4 separate regions of the Mus musculus genome follow, and all the other regions are linked to region 1. The links are chromatin loops, found by intact Hi-C in ENCODE. Cell type or tissue: left cerebral cortex. All regions are shown on one strand. Each heading gives the region's core, and the rest is flanking DNA. Links, peaks and the distances in the headings are about the cores only. Region 1 holds the start of Arid1b (AT rich interactive domain 1B (SWI-like)). Region 2 has its middle 17 kb from the start of Gm34371. Region 3 overlaps Arid1b (AT rich interactive domain 1B (SWI-like)). Region 4 overlaps Arid1b (AT rich interactive domain 1B (SWI-like)).

Region 1 (5,552 bases), core at 196-5,195:
CAAACACACACACATCCTACATTTTTTATATGGGGGGGGGGTGTTTTTATTTCTTAAATAATAGGCCTTTTTGTATGAGCCATGGCTACTAAATTCACCCAACCAGATAACAGTCATCTATACCTAGGCAAATATACAAATGTAGGCCATCGTGGCATCTTGATAAGATCTGAAGTACCAAGCAACCTAAGGTTTGTGGAAGAGGGGATGGACTGACCTTATAAGACACTATATCTTAGCTTCATTTTAAGAAATAAGGAAGAATCCTGGGGCTTCCTGCCTTGTAACCCTAAACTAGCTTACACTTTACTATATCTATAAACTAAAAATAAAATAACATACACAGAATTCAAGACAAATGTATACTTACTAAAAGTTTACATATGTGAGCAGTCCTTAGGACTCCTTTTGAGACTGGCTCTATCTAAATACTTACATTTAAAAAAAAAATCATAAACTGGCTTATTTCAATCTTTAAAAGACCTCTTTCAACAACAGGCAGGTTTTATTCCCAGTAACAAAAAAATAAAAAATAATAAAAAAAAATTGCCATCCAACACAAACCATTTGCCTAAAATCAAAAATGAAACTAAATGTATTAAAAGCCAAAAACAGATTTATTTTTCCATTATTTAATATGACTTTGTAATTTATGACCTATAGCCTGGCATAACTTAATAATGTGGACAAGTGGCTACCTAACACAGCTATCATAACAAATACTAAATAATACTGTCCTTCCAAAAGCAAAACAAAAGGAAAAAAAATAAAAGTATGAAAAGAAACAATCTACATGTTACCGGTAAGGTAACTAAGAAATCTGTGAATTGAGGTCATATGTCTGCCCTTTTTTTCTCTGAGATAAAAAAAGCTATTCCCAAGGGCCACCGAGGCTATAATGGATACACTCTCATTCCAAGAAAACAAAAAATACTTACAATGATTGGTACCATTAAGAAATAACCCTCTAAAGTAACAAGAACCTACAACTGCTTCTAGCTTCCTCCCTTTATAGCTTACAAAGATGAGAAGTTTTAATTATTACATGGACTTCTCTTTCTGTGGGTCGAAGACAAAAATTGAAACCCCAAGTTTTCCATCTAGAACAGGGAAATGTTTTTTATCAAAGTAGAACTCCGTGAGCCATGTAGACTTGGAAGCAGCAGATATCAGGTGCCAAGTCAACCAGGTCTCTCCTCAAGTCCACAGTTAATTAATTGTAAAGCACACCTCCTTAAAACAAATGAGCTAAATTAAAAACAAATGAACAAACAAACAAACCACTGCTACTCCCTTCTAATAGATCAGAAAACATCACAGCATTAAGATGTGAATAGAAGAAAAATTATTTGGAAGACACAGTACCCAGTAGAACTTGCCTTAAATATTCTTGCTCTAATTCAAAAGCAGTTTGAATAAAGCTCACATTACTTAGCCTAACAAAATAGGAGGAAAAAAAAAAAAAAAACAGTATGGGGGGGGGGCATTTCTATATGCTACAAATCAAAAAAAGACATGTGCTTTAGCATTTCAAAGAAATATTCATTGCCTCTTTTGGTCAATTGTTCTCTACAAAAATTCGTTTTGTTTCACAGGTTTTGGAACACACCAGTTGTAAGTAACACTCCTCGTCCACATGACCATCTTAAAATGGTCGCAATTATGAGAACACAAATCACTAAAAATGCATAGCTTTATTCTGGCTCTAAGCTAATTAAGAATCACCAATTATATAGCTTTCTTCTGATTTTTAGATAATTAAATATCAGTAAGAAATGTTATAGCATTTCAGAATACTGAAATCTTAATGCATTAAACTGTAAACTGGTAGGATTAAAATATATTCAATTAGATCTGTAAAAAGCAGACTTTTATAAAAAAGCTTGACGAAGCCCAAACTGGTCCAATCTTTGCATTAATTATTTCCCAATGCTCCTATTTTCAGTCCACAATTAAAGCCCACAATAAATGTAATGTTCATATTGTAAGATTTGTCATCGAAGACCCAAGTTTTATAAATGCCTAATACTGGACAACAGCATGTTTCTCTGTATTCAATCCTTTATTACTAACTATGATTCATAACAATTTAAGCTCTAAATAGTATTCAATCTTCCATGTGCTTGGAATAGAGTTCAGTTATTATTTGTGTCAGGAATTTTTGTGACTGTACTGCTCCGCACTTCTATTTACATCAGCAGTGCTAAATGCCCAATGGTGAGAGGGGAGCCAATCAGATGGCAGATTAGATGTCAACTCAGAGGCAGCTGTCTGGAGACTATTACAGCCAGTTTACCTCCACAATTCAAATTCCAAACCTTGCAAAGGAGAGATCAAGTCAGTCTTTAGGCTCAGCCTACTAGCAAGAAACAGCCAGAGCGCAAGACACTTCCTAACAACGCTGTTGGACTTGGGAGACAGCAAAATCAAGAAAATCCACTCAAATACGATCCACAACGACCCATTTTCTCTGGCCTACTACCTTACTAGGTTTGCTGAATAAAAAAGGAAAACCTAACCCATGATCAAAATAAGTTCCATCGATCCGGAATCTATTCCTTCAACATCGCCTCCCGGTTGAAGGTGACTCCTTCCAAGGAGCCCTTAGCCCCATAATGGATCTCTCCCCAGCTATTCTTAGGAACGAATCGATGTTATTTTACAATATTTCGCCTCCGCCCGTTGTAAATCTGGGTCTTATTCTTGCTGGTAAACATCCAAACTCCACCAGCCACGGCTGTCACAAAGCTAACCTCGGTTTTTGGGTTTTTTTTTTTTTTTTTTTTTGGTTTTTTTTTTCCCCCTGCCTCCTCCTCGCAAGGGGAATGGGAAACCGACCGAGGCCCGAAGAGAGAAAGTTCCTCTCTCCCCGCGCCCACTCAGGGCACACCGTGGGCGCCGGCGGAGTCAAGCCGGGCCCCGGAGCCCGCTGCCCCGAGAGCCCTCCCCGGGCGGGCGCGGCCTGGGGCACCGAGGTCCCGTCCCGGGCCTGGCACGGGAGCGCAGCGCGCAGCAAGGGCGCGGGACACCCCGGCTCCCCAGCCCCGCCAGCTCCGGCCCCGGCCCGGCGGCGCCGCGCCCCCGCCACCCCCGCCAACCGCCGGGAAAAGTACCCGGCGAAGAAAGAAAGTCGGGCTCGCGGCGCGAGGCCCGGGCGGAAGCAGGCCCGGCCGGGCGCGGGGGTTACCTGGGATCTGCCCATGGTCGGTCCGGGGGTGCCGGGGCTCATCGCCGGGTGACTCCTTTGTTGCGCGGCCGCCCAGGCCGGGCTGGCAGCGGCGTACTGGGCGCCTAGGTCCTTGCCCAAGCCCATGCCCGCGGCCGCCTGCTGGCCACCCGCCGCCGCCCCCGCCGCCGCCTGGGACTGGGGCTGCGACGGCGGCGGCGGCGCGCTGGAGCTGCTGTAGTCGGGGTAGCTACCGCCGTAGCTCCTCATCATGGGGCTGGGTGAGGTGAGCAGCTGGTTGAGGGTCGGTGTAGCCCCCGACGGGTGCTGGTTCTGGCCGGCGAAGCGCTGGAAGCCCCCCGCCGCCGCCGCCGCGCCGGCGGCCGCCTTGCTGAGGCTCGCGGCCCCGCCGCCCCCGGGGCCCATCATCATGCCGCCGCCCTGCTGCCGCGGGGAGCTCAGCACCCCGTACCCCGAGGACGAGCTCCCATAGCCGCCGCCACCGCCTCCTCCTGCTGCTGCTGCTGCTGCCGCCGCCGCCGCGGCCGCCGCCGCCACAGCTCCGGCTCCTGCTGCCGCTGCCGCTGCTCCTCCTGCTCCTCCTGCTCCTCCTCCTCCTCCACCTCCTCCGCTGCCTCCTCCTCCTCCGCCGCCGCCGCCGCCGCCGCCCGCGCCGGGCCGGCTGTAGCCCGGATAATGGTTGTACTGGCTGTTGGGGTACCCTTCGTGGGAGTTCTGCAGGGGGTCCATGCTGCTGGGGGCCCCGGCGGCGGCAGAGGCGGAGTGCATCATCCCCATCCCGGGGCTTTGTTGTCCGCCATGTTGATCAAAGCAAGGCCCAGCGCGGCCGCCGGGGCCGCCGCTAGCAGGGGCAGCGCTGCCATAGTAATTATTAAACTCCGAGACGGCCGCTGGGCCGCCGCCGCCCCCGGGCACGGCGACCGGCGCGGGCTGCTGCTGCGCGCCCAGGCCCGGGTGCTCATAGCGGCTGCCCGCCGGCTCCCCCATCTTGGGCGGCGCGTCGTCCTCGTCGCCCGGTTTGCTCAGCAGAGGCTGGCCCTGCGGGTCAGCCTGATTGCCCGCGACACTGTCCTTGGCGCCTCCATGTTGCGGCTGCTCCATGTCCGGGCCGGGCTGAGGCGCGCCGCCGCCCGCACCGCCCAGGCTGTTGTTGGCAGTGGGATGCTGCTGCTGCGGCGGTGGCGGCGGCTGCTGCTGCTGTGGCTGCGGCGGCTGCGGCTGCTGGAACTGGTTTAGCTGCTGCTGTAGTGCGTGGTGGTGGTGGAGGTGGTGGAGGTGGTGGGCATGGTGGTGGTGGTGGTGGTGGGCATGGTGGTGGTGGTGCTGCTGATGGGGCGGTGCAGCGGGGGCCTCGCCAACGGCTTTCAGTTTGTGGTTGGGGAGCAGCCCGGTCTCCATGGTCGAGCCGGGGCCCGCCGAGGAGGAAGAGGCCGCGACGGCGGCGGAGGAGGACAGCGCGGCGGCGCTTCCACCCTCCTTGAGAGCCGCCTCGGAGCGGCCGCTCTGCGCGCTGTTGGAGCTGGCGGCCGCCGCGGCGCTCGCGCTATGGGCCATGTTCAGGTCGTGACGGGGGTGCAGGGGGTGGTGGTGCACATTATTCAGGCCGCCGTCGCCGCCCCCCAGGATGGGGCCCGGAGCCGCCACCGCGCCGCGCGCGCCCGTCTCCAGGTCCCGGGCCCCGGGCGCCGGCCGCGGCCCCGAGGGCGCCCGCCGCTCGCCGCTGCCCGCCCGCGCCCGCGCCGCCGCTGCTGCCCGCGCGGCCATGATCGCCGCGGCGTGGCGCGGCCGGGCGGGGTGGGGGGAGACAATGTCCCCACTCGCAGCCGGCCGCCCCTCCTGCGCGCATCCACGCGGCCCGCGGGGAAGCGCGGTGCCCTCCCCACCCCACCCCCCGCAGCCCCGGGCCGCCCGCCGGGGGCGCGCCTTTGCGCTCGGGGGCTCGCGCCCGCTACGGCCTGAACGGGCGGAAAGTTTTTTAGTTCCGCTTGCAATGAAACTTTTCTCTCTCCCTCCCTCACTCTCGCTCGCTCTCTCTCTCTCTCTTTTTCCCCCCTCTCTAACCCGGATATGGGGGGGGGGGGGAAATGCACGACTTGCCTGAGCCTAATCGGGCCCAGCGCGGCGTGAGGGAGCCGAGCGAGCCGGAGCAACTATTATCCGCTTCTCTCCGAGGGCTGCTGCGCACTCGCAAAACGCGGACTGGACTCGGCCCCGGGCGCCGCCGCTGAGCGCACGTTCGCCCGCCAGCTCGCCCCGCTCACCCGGCTGGTCTCGCCCGGCCTGGCGCGGAGGGCCCGGCCCGGGGGAGCGAGGGGAGGGGGGGGGGAACCGGCTGCCGGCGCTCGGGGCCCGAAGCTGCTCGGTC
Region 2 (5,552 bases), core at 204-5,203, 220 kb after region 1:
TTTTGGAGATCAGAGGTCAGACACAGTGTGGTTTCTCAGGGGCTCTTCACCTTGAGTTTTTTCAGACAGGTTCTTTCACAGGCCTGGAACTCAGTGATTAAGCAGGCAAATTGGCCACTGAACTCCAGGGACCCCCCCCCCCTCGCAAGGTGGCTGTCCTAGCCACCCCCCACCCCAGTGCTATGTTTACAAGGGTGTACCACTCTGCCTGGCTTTTTAATGTAGATGCTGGGTCTTGAACTTGGAACAACTTCATGTTTGTAACTTTACCAACCCCCTCCCTAGCCCCCCAGTTATTTTTTGGATGTGAATTCCAGGGGGCTGTATCCTCTTGTCATTTCTCAAACCACTTGTCATTTCTCAAACCATCTGTCTGGAGAGCACAAAGGAAGTGTTTGCTGAGCAGAGCAAAGGTAGTTCCCCCTGTGGCTGGAAGACTACATCCCTCTACAGCTTCCACCCGTGGGAGGGGAAAATATTGAACGTGGAGTGATTTAGCCAGGCTGTGGCAAACGTGGGCTCTGAGGTCACAGAACAAGGGCAGGAGTCCTGGCTGGGGCATCTCAGCTGAGTGTCTTTAAAACCTGATTCCCTCACGGAGCAGATGCAAAACAAAAGAATACAACGTATAAGAAGCTTTTAGAGAGTGTCAGATCGTCTCAGTAACACTAACAGGATAGGGCCATGAGCGAACCCCAAGTCCTTCCAGCTGACCTTTGTTAGAAACCATGGTCCTCTGTGAATATCCATTGCAGAGAACTTTGAAGGAAATACAGCCATGGTATTTTTCTTTGAGTGCCCAGGCTTGAGTCCTGTGGTCCAATTAGAACCCCTGGGCAAAGTGAGATATAGAGACCAAAGGATGTTGGCTTGTCTGGTCTATGTAAGAACCTTGGAAAGGGTCTGTATAGTTCTCCAAGTCGCACACACCCTAGCTGGCTCTTCCAGGTTTGGTTTATGCCCTAGTTTGAGTCTCAGGTTTGGGGATCACAAGGTGCTTGGCCGGGAGGGGTGGATTAGATGTTCTGCCGAGAAAGGTGCACCTGTCTATGTCAGTGTTTGAAGGAGTGTTAGCCAAGGACCCCACACAAGGCAGGGGAGGGGGCTGTGGCTGTGAACAGGAAGATCTGACTGTGACTCCTTGCCCTGTGTTGTGTGGGAAAGCCTAGACTCTTCAACTGAAAGGCAAGGGCCAGGGCGGCCTCTCCGATTTGCTTTCTGCATTCTTCTGGCTACCAGAAAGAATGTGCTAGAAGAGTACTCACCCACGGAAGGAATGAAGTTCTGACATCTTGCTACAGCGTGACTGCACCTTGAAAAACAGCTTTAATAAATGATGACGTCACTCACCAAAGGGGCAGGTACGGTACTGTTGTACTTCTGGGAGGTTAGGGTAGACATGCTGGGACAGAGGGAGACGGAGGTCACCGGGAGCATTTTCTGGCTTCCCGGTTTCAGCGTGAGATGAGAGTGAAGTTCTGGAGATGGGTGGTGGTTAATGGTTGCACAGACTTAACACCACTGGGGTTAAAATGAGGCATATTATGCTACATCCACTGTAAGATGCACCCCCCCCTGAAAGATATGGTATAAATAGGTTGTAATATGGGATTCTAAACTCCTTTGCTATTTTTCAGAGGGAGAGAGACCAAAGGACAGTAGGAGCTAAGTTGTATGTCTGTTGGACCTGGTTGGTGTCTTCTGGCTTGGCAGGTACTAGGTAGGGCTCAGTCGGATCCAGAGGCCTACCTTTGGCTGGTCCTCGAACTCTTTCCTGTTAACATAATGTATAGGGTTTCTCCCATTCGGCCGCTAACCTCCTCCTCATAGCACTTAAACACCCAGGTTCCACTTAAAAAAAAACCCAAAAAACAAAAACCCTAATTCTATTCTAACTGCCATCTTTGTTTACTTGTGTAAACAACAGGAGCAGATCCTATTTGGTTATCACTTAAATGCTAAAAAAGAAAGAAAAACAACAACAACAACAACAACAAAAAACACCAATAAGAGGGGAAAACGTGGAAGGAAAACCATCTCTGTGTGTGCGGATTTTGAAAAAACACCCTTCTTGACAATAAACAGCCGGGCTGGGAGGGCGCGGCTGGGAGTCTTTGGAGGGGGCGTGCTGCTCTGCGGCGCCCTCTGGTGGCCGCATCCCGGCATGGTCACGCTCCACTGAGGCTTCTCCAGGGGTTGGCATTTGGGGCCTTGGTGAAGGACAGTTCTCAAAAAGAGATTTACAATCACAAGCCACAGCGTGGTGCTTCAGGTGGAGGCCCTGGAAACAACGCATCCATTCTGGACGGCTCTCTCTCTGATGGTGGCCAGTGAGGAAGATACCAAGAAGAAACAAAACAAAACAAAACAAACGAAAAAACGTGTGGCCCATCCATTATACTTATGTTGTGTGATATTGTTCCTCAGAGGGCAAAGCCGATGAGAGGAATAAGTGATTGAAACAATCATTTCATTCCCTTGGCAGGAATTCAGTCATTAGCGATATACCTATTTTACAAAGGCAGACTAGATACATTAGAGATTGAAGAAACTGGAGCAGATGTTTTCCCTCTGATAAGCACCATTCTATTAAAAAAAAACCAAAAAACCAACTCTAGAGGGTTGGAATTTGCCCAGAAAACAGGAATACATGGGTTTTTAGGTCCTTTGACATTTAAAAAATTCCAGGAAATACTACAAGTGTGATCTCTAACCAGCATAGGGACTTACATAGGACTGCACACAGCCACAGCCACGGTGGCTTAAGTAATGAGGGTCTCCTCAGTGTGTGAGTGTGTGTGAGTGTGTGTATGTGTGTGTGTGAGAGAGAGTGTGTGTGAGTGTGTGTGTGAGTGTGTGTGTGTGAGTGTGCGTGTGAGAGTGTGTATGTGTGTGTGTGAGTGTGTGTGTGAGTGTGTGTGAGAGTGTATGTGAGTGTGTGTGTGAGTGAGTGTGTGTGAGTGTGTGTATGAGAGTGTGTGAGAGAGTGTGTGTGTGTGAGTGTGTGTGTGAGTGTGTGTGTGAGAGTGTGTGAGTATGTGTGTGTGTGAGTGTGTGTGAGAGAGAGTGTGTGTATGTGAGTGTGTGTGTGTGTGTATGTGTGAGTGTGTGTGTGTGTGTGTGTGTGTGTGTGTGTGGGTCACAGGTATCCCACATGCTTTCAAGTTCCTCAGTAGTTTCTTGTGGACACTTTATGTTTTGAGGCAGCCATTGTCACCATTTCATAGTCCCAGGAGGAGGTGAGGTTCCAGTGCTGGCGACTTGATGACGGTCCAGTACAGCCCCCAAATCTTAGTGAGGCGAAGCATACCACCTGGTGTTAGTGCTGGATGTAAATTCTTGTCCCCACATCTATCCTGGGACAGAGCAGCTTAAGCCCTAAGGAACCTGGAGGAGGCTAAGGCTACTCGAGTGTGAGGGTCATAGGTTGTATCAGACTCCTCTAGATGCTCACAGAGATCTGCAAAGGCTCACCCCTAACTCCTAAGGATGGTGTCAGGCAAGTATTGATCTGGATGGGGCCCAGCTAACTCTCTTGTGTGGCTCTGCTTCTAAGACACTGGTGCTGGTGGGATTTGAACTCAGGCCTGTCTTTTCTCACCTGCAGACCTCTGCTTAGAATCCCCTGTCTAGCGATTGGATATTTCCCTCTGCTTGGGTATATGTGCACCTGCCTTCCAAGAAATATCTGTGACTCAGCTAGCAAGTCCCAGGTGAACCTAGGACCATGGAAGGGACCTGCCACCTAGTTTTGGGTGAATGGCTTAACTATAAGTTGGCTGCTTTCTTCTGGGGGAGATTTTATTTTTTCCTCTGAGAGAGCCACAGGGAGATACCACACACTAAACCCCAGGCATCCTCAGAATTTGGTACTGCAGGTAAGGCTTGGCATGGCCACGTTCAACACCGGGTATAAAGACATCATGAAGACTTACAGGTGGTTGATTAACATTAGGAACAGGGGGAGACCAGAATATGTCAGTCTTGAAAAAGGTTACCAAGCAACAGGTCAGGAAACAGAGGTCCTAGAAGAGGTGACACACAGGGCTAGAAAGGGTCTAGCGTCTGAGAACTGAATTTCTTTGGGTCGGAATACCTATGACCAGACCAGGCTCCTCTCATCCCGTGACCTGTGCAATGAATGGCACTTTTGTTGCTGTCACTGTGATAAAACACCTGACAGAAACCACATTAAGGAAGGAAGGGTTTATTCTGGCTCCTGGTCTGAGGTATAATCCAGCGTCATGGAGAGGGAGAGCAGGAGGTGCTGGTCACATGGCAGGCATCTAGCATGAGGAAGCAGAGTGGGGTGAAGGCTGGGCTCAGCTCGCTTTCTCTTTTTGATTCAGTCGGGGACCCTGGCTCAGTCAGCTGCCCATCATCCATCCAGGAGGCCATCTCTCCCTCCTCAGACCTCCCTGGAGACATGCTCACAATTGTCCATCAAGTTGACAGTCCAGAGTTACCACACGCTGTTTGTTTAGGCTTGGGCTTTTCTGAGATCAGGCAATGTTGGTTCAATTCAGTGTTGTCAACAACTTTGGCCCAGGGAGGTAGTTCAAACATGGTACCTTTTGATGTGTGTGTTAGAGTGTGTGTGTACAAATGTGTGTGTGTGTGTGTGTGTGTGTGAAAGAGAAAGAGAAAGAGAAAGAGAGAGAGAGTAAGTATGAGTGTGAGAGTGCATTGTGAGAGTGTGTGTGTGATTGAGTGTGAGTGTGTATGTGTAAGTATGTGAGTGTGTGTATGTGTATGAGTATGTGTGTGTCTATGTGTATGTCTACATGTGAGTGTGTGTGAGTGTGCATAGATGTGAGGTCAGAGATCAACACCAGGCATTCTTCTCCATCATTCTCTACCTTCATTTCATTTTGGAGGCCAGATCTGTGGATGGACCTGGAGCTCAAGGCTTTAGCTACTCTGTCTGGCCAGCAGGCCACACATCCTCCTGTCCCCATGTCCACAGCGCTGGGGATTAGATCATGATAGGGAAATGGCACCACATATGACTTTTTTGTGAGTACTAACAACTGAAATCACATGGCCATGCTTGCGTGACAAGCACTTTCCTGACTGAGGAGGAGAAATCCTTTGTAATGGGATCCGTAAGGTGGAAAGCTGTTAGCAAGGAAAATGATTAATAATAATGACAATAAGGACATTTCAGCTTTTGGTCAACCATTTATTTCTTCATCTTTTTAAACAATTTCTTTTTATTGTGTGTTTGCTTGCATGTATGTCTGTGAGTTTGTGCATACACGTGTGTGTACATCCACAGAGGCCAGAAGAAGGCGTCAGGTTCCCTGGACTTTGAGTTACAGGTGGTTGGGCCGGGGACTGAATATGAGTCATCTGAAAGAGTAGCCTGCACTCTTCAGTGCCAAGCCATTGCTGCAGCTCCCGTGACATCATTTCTTAGTCTGACAAATGTTTATTAAGAACCTACAACATATGGCCCCATGCACGCAGAAGAGCAGATCAGGTGAACAGGGGAAGGTATTGGGAAGGCACCCTGCAAGGGAGAGAGATGTGAGGGTGGACTGTAGTAGGGA
Region 3 (5,552 bases), core at 429-5,428, 210 kb before region 1:
TAGAGATAAGATCACAAGTTTATTAACTATGCAGTGAATATTCTGCATGCATGCTGGGAATTAAATACAAAACCAAAGATTCAGAAGACGACGGTCTTGTGTTAAATATTATAAATACTGAATTAATTGTGCTCAGAATTATAATACTTAGTAATTTCTAACATGAAATATAAAAACACATTAAGCTTTTAACATATAAACTTATAGCATATATGTATTAGGTATAAATTTATATTTTCTTTTTCATTGTGATGCACAATCTTAGTGCGTTTACCGCCCTGAATAGAGTTGATGGGGTAGTCACCTCACCTTATTAGCGTAACCATAGCCCGTAAGTACACTGACTGGCAGGTCACACAAATACACCAGCTTTGAATGTGATTGTGAAGGTGCAGAGCAGGAAAGAGTCAGGTGAGCGTAGCCCGGCACATGCTTGCAGGTCCCCACCCACCTCAATGGCACCTACTCTACACCTCAGACCCCTGACAATGAACTCAGGCTGCTCCAGTGTGGCTCCTCATGTACATATATGAGATGAAAAGGCTTTCCACAGCTATCCTGACCCAAAGTAGCACTCCTTCCTTCCTTGCTCCTGCGAGGTCTCTGTATAATCCAGGCCTTCAGAACCCAGCCCAGGGTCCAGCCATCTAGAAAGACTTCCCTTTGCTCTGCGCCTGTGCACTCTGCCCTCCCCATGCATCTCTAACAGCAGGCATCTAGCATGGACTGCAGCCCACTCCAGGACAACGCGTCTGTTCACAGGCCTTTGCCAGGCGTGGGCTCCCGGGAAGAAGCTGGGTTTTAGTTCAGTAGTGAAGACACCAAGTAGGAACGAGGGATCAATAAGTCTGCAAAGCAGAGCCATCAGCCGTGTAGCAGGGCAGCTAGCAGTCAGCGGTTACATCTAGTCAGTTCCCAAAATGGGTGTTGGCAATGAGGCAGGATGTCAGAAAACCCTGCACCAGGGCAAAGGTTGAAGCCAATCACCACTACACAAAACTCTGAGTTCTGTAGCTTCTTATACCCAAAGTTTAATCTTAATCACAGCCTAAATGATTAAACTTAAACAGGTGTTTTTGCTAACCACTGGTGTCTGGTTAGAGCAGCAAAGTCCTGCATGATAAACCACACCAGGCCACACACCTTGAGTCCAAAGGCCGATTCATCCTCTGAGGCCCAGACGTCAACCCGCAGTGGTAGTGAAAGAAATGATTTAGGTACGATCAAGACCCCCTCTGAGGACAGCCCTGAGCCAGGTGAGCCAGCCCCTGGGAGGAGGTCAAGAGGGGCTCGGTGAGTTCTCTCGGGGCTAGTGCTCTGCACTGAGAGGACCCACCCGCCTCAATGTGTGTGGGTGCCAATCCTCAGCAGGGCCATCCTGCTCACATGCCACGATGCTGCACAGGCTCTTTAACTTGTTACTGAGAGACAGGATAGCAAGGGGGAAAGTTGTACTCAGAAAACCAACCATCATGCTGGCCACCCTGCTGATGCTAGTAGCTTCTTGTCCTTGCTCACAGCAGAGTGGGCAGAGCCAGGCTCTGGAATGCTACAGAGCAAGAGGTCTTGAGAACAGTGCTCTGGGAGAGGCAGGCAGAGTCTAGGCAGCAAGTTGTAAAAAGATGGCAGAACTTCAAAACTGGCTGTCAGTCTTGTGCAAGAGACGACAGAGCTCATTAACATGAATTTAAAAGCTGCATGGAATGAGATGTGTATTGATAATTACTGTTTTTTTAAAAAACGTAATTATTCAGTCTGGTGTATAAAGCTCTTAAGTTTGGCTACTAAAAAGAGCCAATATGAAGGAAAAGAACAAGGAAAGGAAGAGAAAGTCTGGGTGCTCAGCATCTGGGAGGTGGGGCCGTGGGGCTGAAATCAGGATGAGCCTGTGACTGGCCTGGAACACAAGTGTACATAGGCCATGCCAATGACAACAGTGCTGCCAATGACAACAGTACCAAGGAAGACTGACTGCAGCATGAAAATGAAAGGGTTAAAGAGGAGCCACCTAGGAAGGTCAGAGCCTGGCCAACCCCACCCCACCCCGCCCCGCCCCACCAGAAAGATGGTAGACTGGGTGCTGGGCTGACAAGATGAGCAGCTACTTTGTGATGGAAACCATATGTTGCTGATATCAAATATGATTTTGGGCTAAAGACTGAGATGTTGGCTCAACTAGAGTGGAAAATCATGGGAAGATCCACTAACACCATTTCTGTTTACACTCCAATTTCCAACGCTAACTGTTAGATTTAGAAACAAGCCATAGCATAGATTTTAGCTTAGGTTCCCCCTCCCACACACGCACAAGAGCTTCATCTTTGATTTCCTGAGCCCTGCCTTGTACAACACCAAGCTGCTGACCGCAAATATTTTTAAGATTGCAATTCCAAATGAACACCGAAGACTTCAGCTAAAAGCCTTTGGGGAAAGCCCTGCCGAGGTAACTACTGTGGGCATTCTAGGACGTCTGCTTGTGAGCTGCACTCATAGATCCTATCTTGCCAGCCTCTGTCCCTCAAGGACACTAAACCCTGATGTGGGTATTTTCACATACATACAATTACTGCTGAGCACAGTAAAGCCGAGACTGGTATCTACAGAGTGAGTTCTGCATATTTTAACAGATTTTAAAAGTCAAGTAGAAAAAAAAAATCAGTAGCAAATAGAATATCTATTTAAAGATAAGGCTTTACTATATTTGACAACGGGAGGTGAGAGCAGCGCTTTCTGTGGAATTTAGAGCCCCATGTGACTGTTCGCAAGGCCGCTTCAGCCTCCAGTCCTGCTTCTCTCTCTAGCCAGGCTAAAGGGTATTTCAAAACCCCTTACCAGGCTTTTAAAAAACTCATTTCACCTAAGCAACTTCACAAACCTGTTTCCTTCAAATACTATGGGTTTAAAACATACACACCCTCGTTTACTGTCTAACATTCTCTGTTCTATGAGGCTTTAATGTTAGCACCTATAGATGAAAAAAATACTACCTAAAATCCAGGAGGTTAGTCTCAATTTCCTCTCAAGGGAATAGCAATGTCCTAGGCAGGATTTCCTGCTGCTCTCAGAGCATGTGTCTCTGCTGGAAGGAAGCCCTCTAGTGGGAGCAGTGGAGTATGCCAAGTCTCAAGGAGCCCTTCAGACCAGTAGACTTACTGGGAACCCATGTCCTGTGTTACTCCTGTCATACACTCTAAAGTAAATGTTCAGAGAAAGGTTGATAACCACTTTGTGTCTCATCAGCCAGAAACTATCTATATAAAACTGAAGTATGCTTGTATTGATCTGATACATGATTAATTTTTAGCTATTTGCCAATGTATTTAATTTGGCTATGAAGCGACACTAACTTTAAGTTAAAGGGGAAAAAAACGTGTGACTGGAAAACAATACAGTATGTTTTCAGTAGAAAGACTTGCTGGAACCGGAAGGTGTGCACTGGTATTAAAGTGTTGACTCTTCATGTCTGCTGTAATCTGCATTACAAACTCCTCAAAAGAAACACCTTCCAACATTCATCAAGAAAGACATTCTGCACATTTGATCCATACAAGGCTCATGCTTAAGGTCTCCAAACATGGAGGGGAGTTTCCCCGTAAACACCCAAGTGAATGTACGTAAGCATCCTTACGCATTTGTTCCCATTTCTTCTGTGGAGAGTTAAGACTCGTGAACGTAATCACCAAAAGAACGCTGCAGGTGCAGGGCATGGCGGCGCACGCCTTTAATCCCAGCACTCGGGAGGCAGAGGCAGGCGGATTTCTGAGTTCGAGGCCAGCCTGATCTACAAAGTGAGTTCCAGGACAGCCAGGGATATACAGAGAAACCCTGTCTCGAAAAACAAACAAACAACAAACAAAACAGAAACAAGAACCCAAAAAACAGCTGCAGGCGTACACAAAGTGCAGTTAGGGTGTAGTGCAGCTGACCTGCAGAAGGCAGAAAACTCTCAAGGGCTCCTCCAGGACACAAGTGTGAGGACAGAAGCTTAAGAGAACAAAACAGGCTGGAGGTTAGCCCAAGCTGTTCTTCCACAGGATCGGGGTTCACGTCCCAGCATACAACTAAAGGCTCACAACTCTCTGCAAGTCTGGCTTCAGGAGAATCTGACACCCTCGGAAGCCACTAGGCATGTACATTATACACAGACATAAATGTAGGCAAAACTGCATGCACATTTAAACAGACGGACAACTAAAAGACTGAATGACTGAGCAAATGAATAAATACCAAAGCCGAGGCTGAGGCCCGGCCACACTGATGTCTAAGGAGTTGATGGAAAATGCTGGCTGGCATGTGTGCCTACAAAGATCCCATCTGTAGAGGACTTCAGAGCACACACAGCACCAAGGTCAGTGATAGCAGGAGCCAAACCCTTGACCCTCTGAGCTGTCCTAAACCATCAAATCCCACAACTCCAGGATTGTCCGCCCGGAAAGGCTGTGACACAGGAGCTGAGAGGCAGAATTGAGCAGGAGTCCCTTCCTCACTTTAAACTCCTTCCCAGTTCCCACATAAAGCACCCAGAGAACACAGAATACTAATTGGCAGCCATGCTCCAGGACCCGCACTTGATCCCCAGAACCGACCCATGGTAGAAGGACAGAACTATTCCTGTGGGTGGCCTCCTGCAAATGTAAGCCCTGGTACAGGTGCTCTCGCCACTCACACATTAATAAATTGTTAAAAAAAAAAAAAAGATCAATACTAAAAACAGATCAAGAAAACCTATTTGTGTAAATACGCTATTCAATAAAAAAAAAATCAAGAACAAAAGTAGCATATACATACAAACAGGGGTGGTTCATCTTGTGCATTACGAACACGCCCAAGAAATGGGGAAAGGCATCAATAATTGCTTGCCTGCAGGCAGAGCAACTTACTGTTGTTCATTGCCTTACAATGTAGGTTTACTTATTTACTACAGAGGATCCTGGTTAATTAAAAGTAATTGGTTAACATAGAACAGTAACACAAATAGCACTGACTATCATTAATAATGTGATGATTGTATGCAGGTATCTTTGATGTTGGTCATGATGCAGAGTGCAGCAGCCAGCACTCATGGGCAGAGCAGACGCCTGGACACTTTCAGTAAGTAAAGAACAAGCACCACCTAATGACAACAGAACAGAGACACCCAGAAGCTGCCCCTGTGGTGTGAGTACTCTCAGGCACGTCCGTGCCCACCGCGAGTCTATCTAAGAGAAATCTGTTTTAAGGAAGTAATCTGTGACACAGCCCTTAGATACTGATTGCAAACTGTATCATTAGTTAACATCATGTCAAATTAGAAGAGTATATTAAGTTGGATGTAGATATACAAAGAACGTTTACACTAGGCAGTACTGAAGAACTCAGTTTTCAAGAGCTCTGACACGGAGAAGTGCAGGCGCTGCAGTCCATTTCAGAAGCAGGGCTAAGTCAGAAGCCGAAAGTCCGAGGCCTGACATCGTAGGTCTCCTCTACATCGCCTAGAGCTACAACTAGAAAAAGAAATCTTTCCTCCTCCAGGATTAGAATTTTTCATCTGGTTTCTCTTAATAGGTTCATGC
Region 4 (5,552 bases), core at 241-5,240, 190 kb before region 1:
CACTGATTTTTGGGTAGGGAGGGCAAAAACCCCAAACTCCACAAAGGAGTAAGTACTGAGGAGGCCAGGTCAGGGGCATGACCTTCTAAACATGTACTCTCGAGTTCACTGACAGGCCTGCACAGACAGACATTTCATATGCAATGTGAGCTTGATGCCGTATTTACTTAAGAGGGGGAGGCACTCAACTATTAGTAATACAAAGCCACTATTTAAAAATGGGGGGAAAGTTCAAAATTGAAAATATAATCTGAGACAACTGCCTACACTTGAATGTAAAATCGGTCAAATTATGCATTTGCTTCCTAGCTCTTCCAAAATTTCAAGGAACCAGGGAAACAAAATAATTTCAAACTCACTATGATATCAGAGAGGCAGCTTTACAATATGCTATAAGAGAATATACACAGAAATTGCATTTAGAAATAGAAGTGATTAAAATATCCCAAACAGATATGTCTTCTTTGATTTAGTATTTAAAGTCTAGGATGCTCCATATAACGTTCATAGTTTGATACACCAATAATTTCTGGGCTGTTTCCATCAATGGGGTCAATGTAACAGTAAATACAGGTGGGATGAGAAAGGAAGCTGTTTTTATTAAATTTATGTTACAGGCACTGTTACAAATTGTATCCGTTTATAAGAATTTTTCTGCTTGCTTTTCCATTCCTCCTGAGATACAAGAAAATTAAGTCTTTCTACTAACTCAGTATTCACAAAGCCAAGGACTTAAATGCCTGTCAACCCACAACTTATTGACCCCATCAGTTTCATGACCATTATACAAGCTCAAACCCTAAAAAGAAGGGCTGGAGCCATGGCTACTTGGTAAAGAGGCGGCTGAACAAGCACAGGGGCCTGAGCTACAGGACACACCCATATTCAGATGCCAGGGAGATGGCTAGGCTTGTGCTCGAAGTATGGGGGGGGGGGCGGGGGGGGGGGCTTCAGAGACAAGAAAACCCCGGAGAAAACTGAGTTCATGCTTTGTGGGTCTCAAAAGCTAAGGTGCAAAGATACTGAAGAAGACACCAGTGTTTCCCATGTGCACCCACGATAGAAATGAAAACTATCCCCAACACACACACACACACACACACACACACCAACCTCTTCTAGTATGTTGGGTGTTACTGCATTCATGTAGTGAATGCAAGCCCAAACAGATCCACACGTGCATGATAAGCGATTTGCGTCTAGGTGGTTTTTTTTTAAGGATAAAGTGTAGTAGTATACCCCGGCATGCAATTCACCTCTCTTTACAAAATGTCCAAATCAACTGGATTTTATTTAGCTTAAACTTTGTCAAATGGCAGCAGTGAGCAGCAGTAATCAAGGTTAGCAATGTCCATACTATAACAATCTTTCCTAATAGAATATTAATTGTATACACATCATAAACATACTTGTGTTAAAATACCATGCACGTGCATAGTAAATATGAGGCATAAGCCCAAACAAAATGTATTCTGCAAAACACTTGTTGCTCAGAGTCTCTTTAATAACCTTTGTAACAAACTTTAAGTGTCAAATTTCCAAAATTAAGCTACTGGGTCAGGAAATATCCGTCATGTTAATGATTATCAATAATTCACTCTTCATAGTACCAACTGCATTGACTTTAAAAACCATTCAGGCTACAGATCACAGTGGAAATAATTTATCAACTAGAGGCTCTGGCTGATTAGTCCTCTAAGTCTGGTATATGTATGTCGACTAACTTCTTGTATGTGTCATGCAGGTTACTTGAAAGGTCTAAGGTTACACTGCTATACCATAGAAGGTGAGCAACAGAGAGCAGACAGTGGCCTTAGGTCTTCTAGACAGATTAGTCTTATTCTCCAGAAATGTCTTTCCCCCCAAATCCTCTTAGCATTTACTAACGTAGTAGAGGCTAGAAAGTTGTCTCAGTGGATAACAAACCCTGCTGCTTGTAGGTTCAACTCCCAGGTCATATGTAATCCCAGTTTCAAGAGATCTGATGATGCCCTCTTCTGGCCTCCATGGGTACCAGGAACAGCCGCTGTGCACAGACATGCAAGCAGGCAAAACACCCAGTAGCATAAAATAACTTTTTTTTTTTTTAATTTAAGAAGGTACAGACAGGAGATGAGACGCTACAAAAGCTTAGGCTTTTTCTGGGATTTAAAAATGCTATGAATTAGTTTTCCCATCAAGGAACCTTGCACTTGGTTCCAACTGGTACTGCACAAATGTAGTTAGGGTCTTTGCCTTTGGCCCTACCCTCCGCTCCAGCCACTCTTGCCCTCCATCTCGCCTGTCTTGGTGCACAGCTTAGGCCTAAGGCCCGCCCCCTGGCGCCCCACCCACTGCCTGCCCCACTGGCCCCACCCCATCACTCCACCCCACCCTACTTTCCAGCGGCCTTCTGGTCTCCCCATGGCCCAGCCTACGGGAGGGGGAAGGGGGGGTGTTGTTTGATCCTCCCAGACTCTGGGTTTTGGGAGTCTACAACTTTGTCTCTTTCTGCAAAGCAAGTTTCAACCGGCCCCGCTACAGTGGGGGAGGGCCCTTTCCTCAGGGGCGGACGGCTCCAGCAGGGATACAGGGCAGCCGCTCGGCCCTCGCCTCGGCACTCCTCTCCAGGGACAGGCAGAGGGCGCGGGAGGGTTTCGGAGAAACTGGGAGCACCGCCGGGAGCGCGGCTGCGTCAGCAGAAACTTTGGGAGTGAGCCCTCTGGGGTGGGGCCTGCACAGCCCCGACCGTGGCTCGATGGCCAGGCCTCCCACCGCGGTGCCTGCCGGGAGCTCCCCACCCGCGGCTGCGCAGTCGCTGCTTCCCCTCTTCCTCCCTGGAGGAGTGCCTAGTCACTCACTGGCCCGCGAGCTGTGGGACACACTGCGCTAGGAAAACAAAGAAACCCCACGCACACGTTTCCAGGATAGGGAACGTGAAAACAGACAGTGAGACTTAGGGTGCCCCGCAGGTTAGGCTTCTCAGGGCTGCCATTAGGCAGCCAGGCAAGCTGCAGGCCCAGGTATCCAACCCAAGGCCCTGCTGAGCGCTCCCTTATGCTTACCGGGTTGAATGGTCAAATTCTCTAAACAATCCCATTATGGTTATATATGTGTGTCACGTATAGCCACAAATCCCAAGTCATTACTTTTTGGAAGAAAATTAAGTAATCTGAGAGCTTAGCAAAAACAAAAGCACCAATTCACCATTACTATTTTTTGTCACAACCAAGTGCTATATATGAAACTTTTGGATAATGTTACAGATATTTAAAGAAATGAACACATGATTTTAAATGCTGTTACTGTTGTCATGTTGACGCAGCTCACCTAGGCTCTGCAATGTGGTACTTCTCATTCAGCCATATCTAGTCTGTATAGTACCAGCAGGGTCAAAGGCAAGCAGGCATGCTGACATACTATGAATTAAATCATTTGTACACTTGAAATGTTAGGATTTGTGTTACTAGAAAAGGTGATACTTAGTAAATTTACCTAAAATGGGCAATCATACAAATTGCTTTGGGCAAATTCTTCATCAGTGAATGTTCAAATTTTTCACCCCATTTGTTCTCCTACAGATGATTTTCACAGGAATATGCTTCAGTATTTTTCAACTTTATTTCAAATTTTTAAAATTTTGAGATTTTTTGATTAAAAGTTCACTTTTTTTTTCTGACATTATTTGCCCTCCTTCCAGCCCTCTAGCCTTTTCTTCCTTTTCAGTCCTCCAAATGGTACCAAGTTGTACTACCTGCACAGGCTATGAGGTTAAGGAATTTTCAGATGTTTCTGGGTTCAGTAAATTACTACCTTCCTTCATTTGTGGTTAGGACAGTAGTGAAATGAACGCAGGCTCCGTCGGGGTGCAAGGAACACATGGTCAGGTATTTTACAGTGCTACACATTGTGGTGCAGCCAAGAAGGCAGTCAACAGATAGGCAAACTCGGGTCTGCAGTCAGGCTGCAGAGGGAAACCAAACACAGAATCGTGGGTAGTGATGAATAGGCCTTTGGAGCTGGGCAAGGAAAGCACTCAGCATGCAGTGGGGATAGAACCTAGCAGAGCCCAGGCAAGAGGCAGCATGGAGGACCACGCCCCCTCACCCCTCTTCCCAGGTAGATGCAAAAGGCTACAGTTCAGAACTTCACATGCTCCTCGTCCTCCATGCCAAGGGAGAGGTACTTGGCAAAGCATGGGCCCTGGAGTAAGAGGGTGTGAGGTTATATTTAACTCCTTCAAATACTGACTTTGTGTCCCTAAGACAGTTTCTTAGCGTCTGTCCCTGCTATCTGCAGGTGGTTGACAGTCACTTCATGGCTGTGAGGTGACTTAAATGGAACTTCCTTAGTGCTATCTTTGAGCATGACAAGACCAGTCCCCAAAACCTGCTTTCAAACTCACCCCAGCCTAGTCCTTTTTCAGTGCCTTGCTGAGACTGCTCTCTCCTACATCCACACAACAGTAGAAACTGCAATAGGATCTCCCATCCACTCCTCGGGGTGCCTTATGGTATCCTTGGCAAATCCAGATTTCAATTTGTTGTTCCACATACAATGCCAGAGAATACCAAAGGATCTGGGTCTAAACTCCTTAGTTTAGGTAAAAGGGCCAGGGGGAGTCTGTTCCTAATCTGCCCTGTGGTTTCACTCCCCTAAACTCATTACTGGATGGTAATCACGCTCCCTAGTGACTTGTGCAATAAGGCAACTGAGGTCTTTCCGCCCCTTTATCCAATCAGGCCCCTTCACTCTCTGTAATCCTGCCCTTTGAAAGCTGCCAAGGCTCCCCTGATCCCCACTGTTAGAATGTGAACAGTGCTGGGCTGAAGCAGCAATTCCATTTCATGCATAACTATGTATGTATGCATATATGGTTATGTCACTTGCAGAACCTCCAGCAGTGCCCTGCAGAGGGCTCTATCTAGTGAGCACTGTGCAAATGAGGACATCTGGAAACCAGGAAGTCTCACACTCCAGCAATGCCTTGTAACCTCATACTGGTGAGAGGGAAGCTGAGGCCTAAAGATGACCCTCAGACACCACTCACCTGTAGCTACATTCTAGCAGCTCTAAAAGGAGAGTGCTCATCGTCATAAAAAGAGAAAGTTATAAATTGTTTTTGAAAAGTCTTCCCTTCTATGAAGGTCCATTTCATTTCAGAACAGTTTAAACTCTAAACATTTGCACCACAACAGAAGCAGCAGGCAGAGCTGCGTTTACTCCCAACTTCAGAGCATACTGTGGATGTGAGGGTCTCGCTGTTAACAGACGGGCTCTTTAGGAAGACCAGCACAGCTTTGTCTTCAGATAAATGACAGCAACCTCAGGCGACACCCCAAGGTTAAGGAGCAGTTTTCAGATGCCCATGAACTTGTTACGTTTGTGGCTTTTCAACCAGTACTACACATGCCCAACACAGCAGTGGGCACCTTGCTTTCTTTGAGACAGTTCTCTAAAATTAGATACCACTCAACTGACAGCCTGACACTCTTGAGGAACAGAGGATACAATGAATACATATTCTACAAGATTAATTAGCTTCAGGTAAAAGAAACTGCAACCAAAACAAA

The links. Peaks named below come from ENCODE experiments on the same cell type or tissue, not always from the same donor. Only the 100,000 strongest peaks of a DNase experiment are listed, where the experiment ranks them.
Region 2: it touches region 1 in a loop (7-fold over the local background); 16 of 42 quality-filtered maps call a loop at or near these places.
Region 3: a loop joins it to region 1, with 3 times the contacts of the local background. A loop is called at or near these places in 6 of 42 quality-filtered maps.
Region 4: a loop joins it to region 1, with 7 times the contacts of the local background. A loop is called at or near these places in 17 of 42 quality-filtered maps.

What each region holds. Positions count from the first base shown.
Region 1 is chr17:4,994,128-4,999,679 of GRCm38, reverse strand. It overlaps Arid1b (AT rich interactive domain 1B (SWI-like)), which reads right to left and starts at 4,606. Exons shown (of 20, transcript NM_001085355.1): 1 at 3,188-4,606. The coding sequence starts at 4,585. In left cerebral cortex, for the core only: a CTCF peak has its summit at 3,316 (motif pointing left); DNase peaks (open chromatin) are centred at 2,279, 3,406, 3,782 and 4,523; H3K4me3 peaks cover 5,000 bases; H3K27ac peaks cover 2,878 bases.
Region 2 is chr17:4,774,969-4,780,520 of GRCm38, reverse strand. No RefSeq gene overlaps it. Among named protein-coding and RNA genes, the nearest start is that of Gm34371, 17 kb to the left of the region's middle. In left cerebral cortex, for the core only: a CTCF peak has its summit at 2,156 (motif pointing left); a DNase peak (open chromatin) is centred at 2,156.
Region 3 is chr17:5,199,599-5,205,150 of GRCm38, reverse strand. All of the region lies in intron 4 of Arid1b (AT rich interactive domain 1B (SWI-like)), which reads right to left. Gm34854 (a long non-coding RNA gene) reads left to right here. Exons shown (of 3, transcript XR_876354.3): 3 at 5,016-5,412. Among named protein-coding and RNA genes, the nearest start is that of Gm34854, 22 kb to the left of the region's middle. In left cerebral cortex, for the core only: a CTCF peak has its summit at 3,095 (motif pointing left); DNase peaks (open chromatin) are centred at 2,346, 2,603 and 3,103; H3K27ac peaks cover 819 bases.
Region 4 is chr17:5,187,054-5,192,605 of GRCm38, reverse strand. The region is part of intron 4 of Arid1b (AT rich interactive domain 1B (SWI-like)); the gene reads right to left. Among named protein-coding and RNA genes, the nearest start is that of Gm34854, 34 kb to the left of the region's middle. In left cerebral cortex, for the core only: CTCF peaks have their summits at 2,001 (motif pointing left), 2,620 and 4,890 (motif pointing right); DNase peaks (open chromatin) are centred at 2,042, 2,708 and 4,838; H3K4me3 peaks cover 1,170 bases; H3K27ac peaks cover 1,537 bases.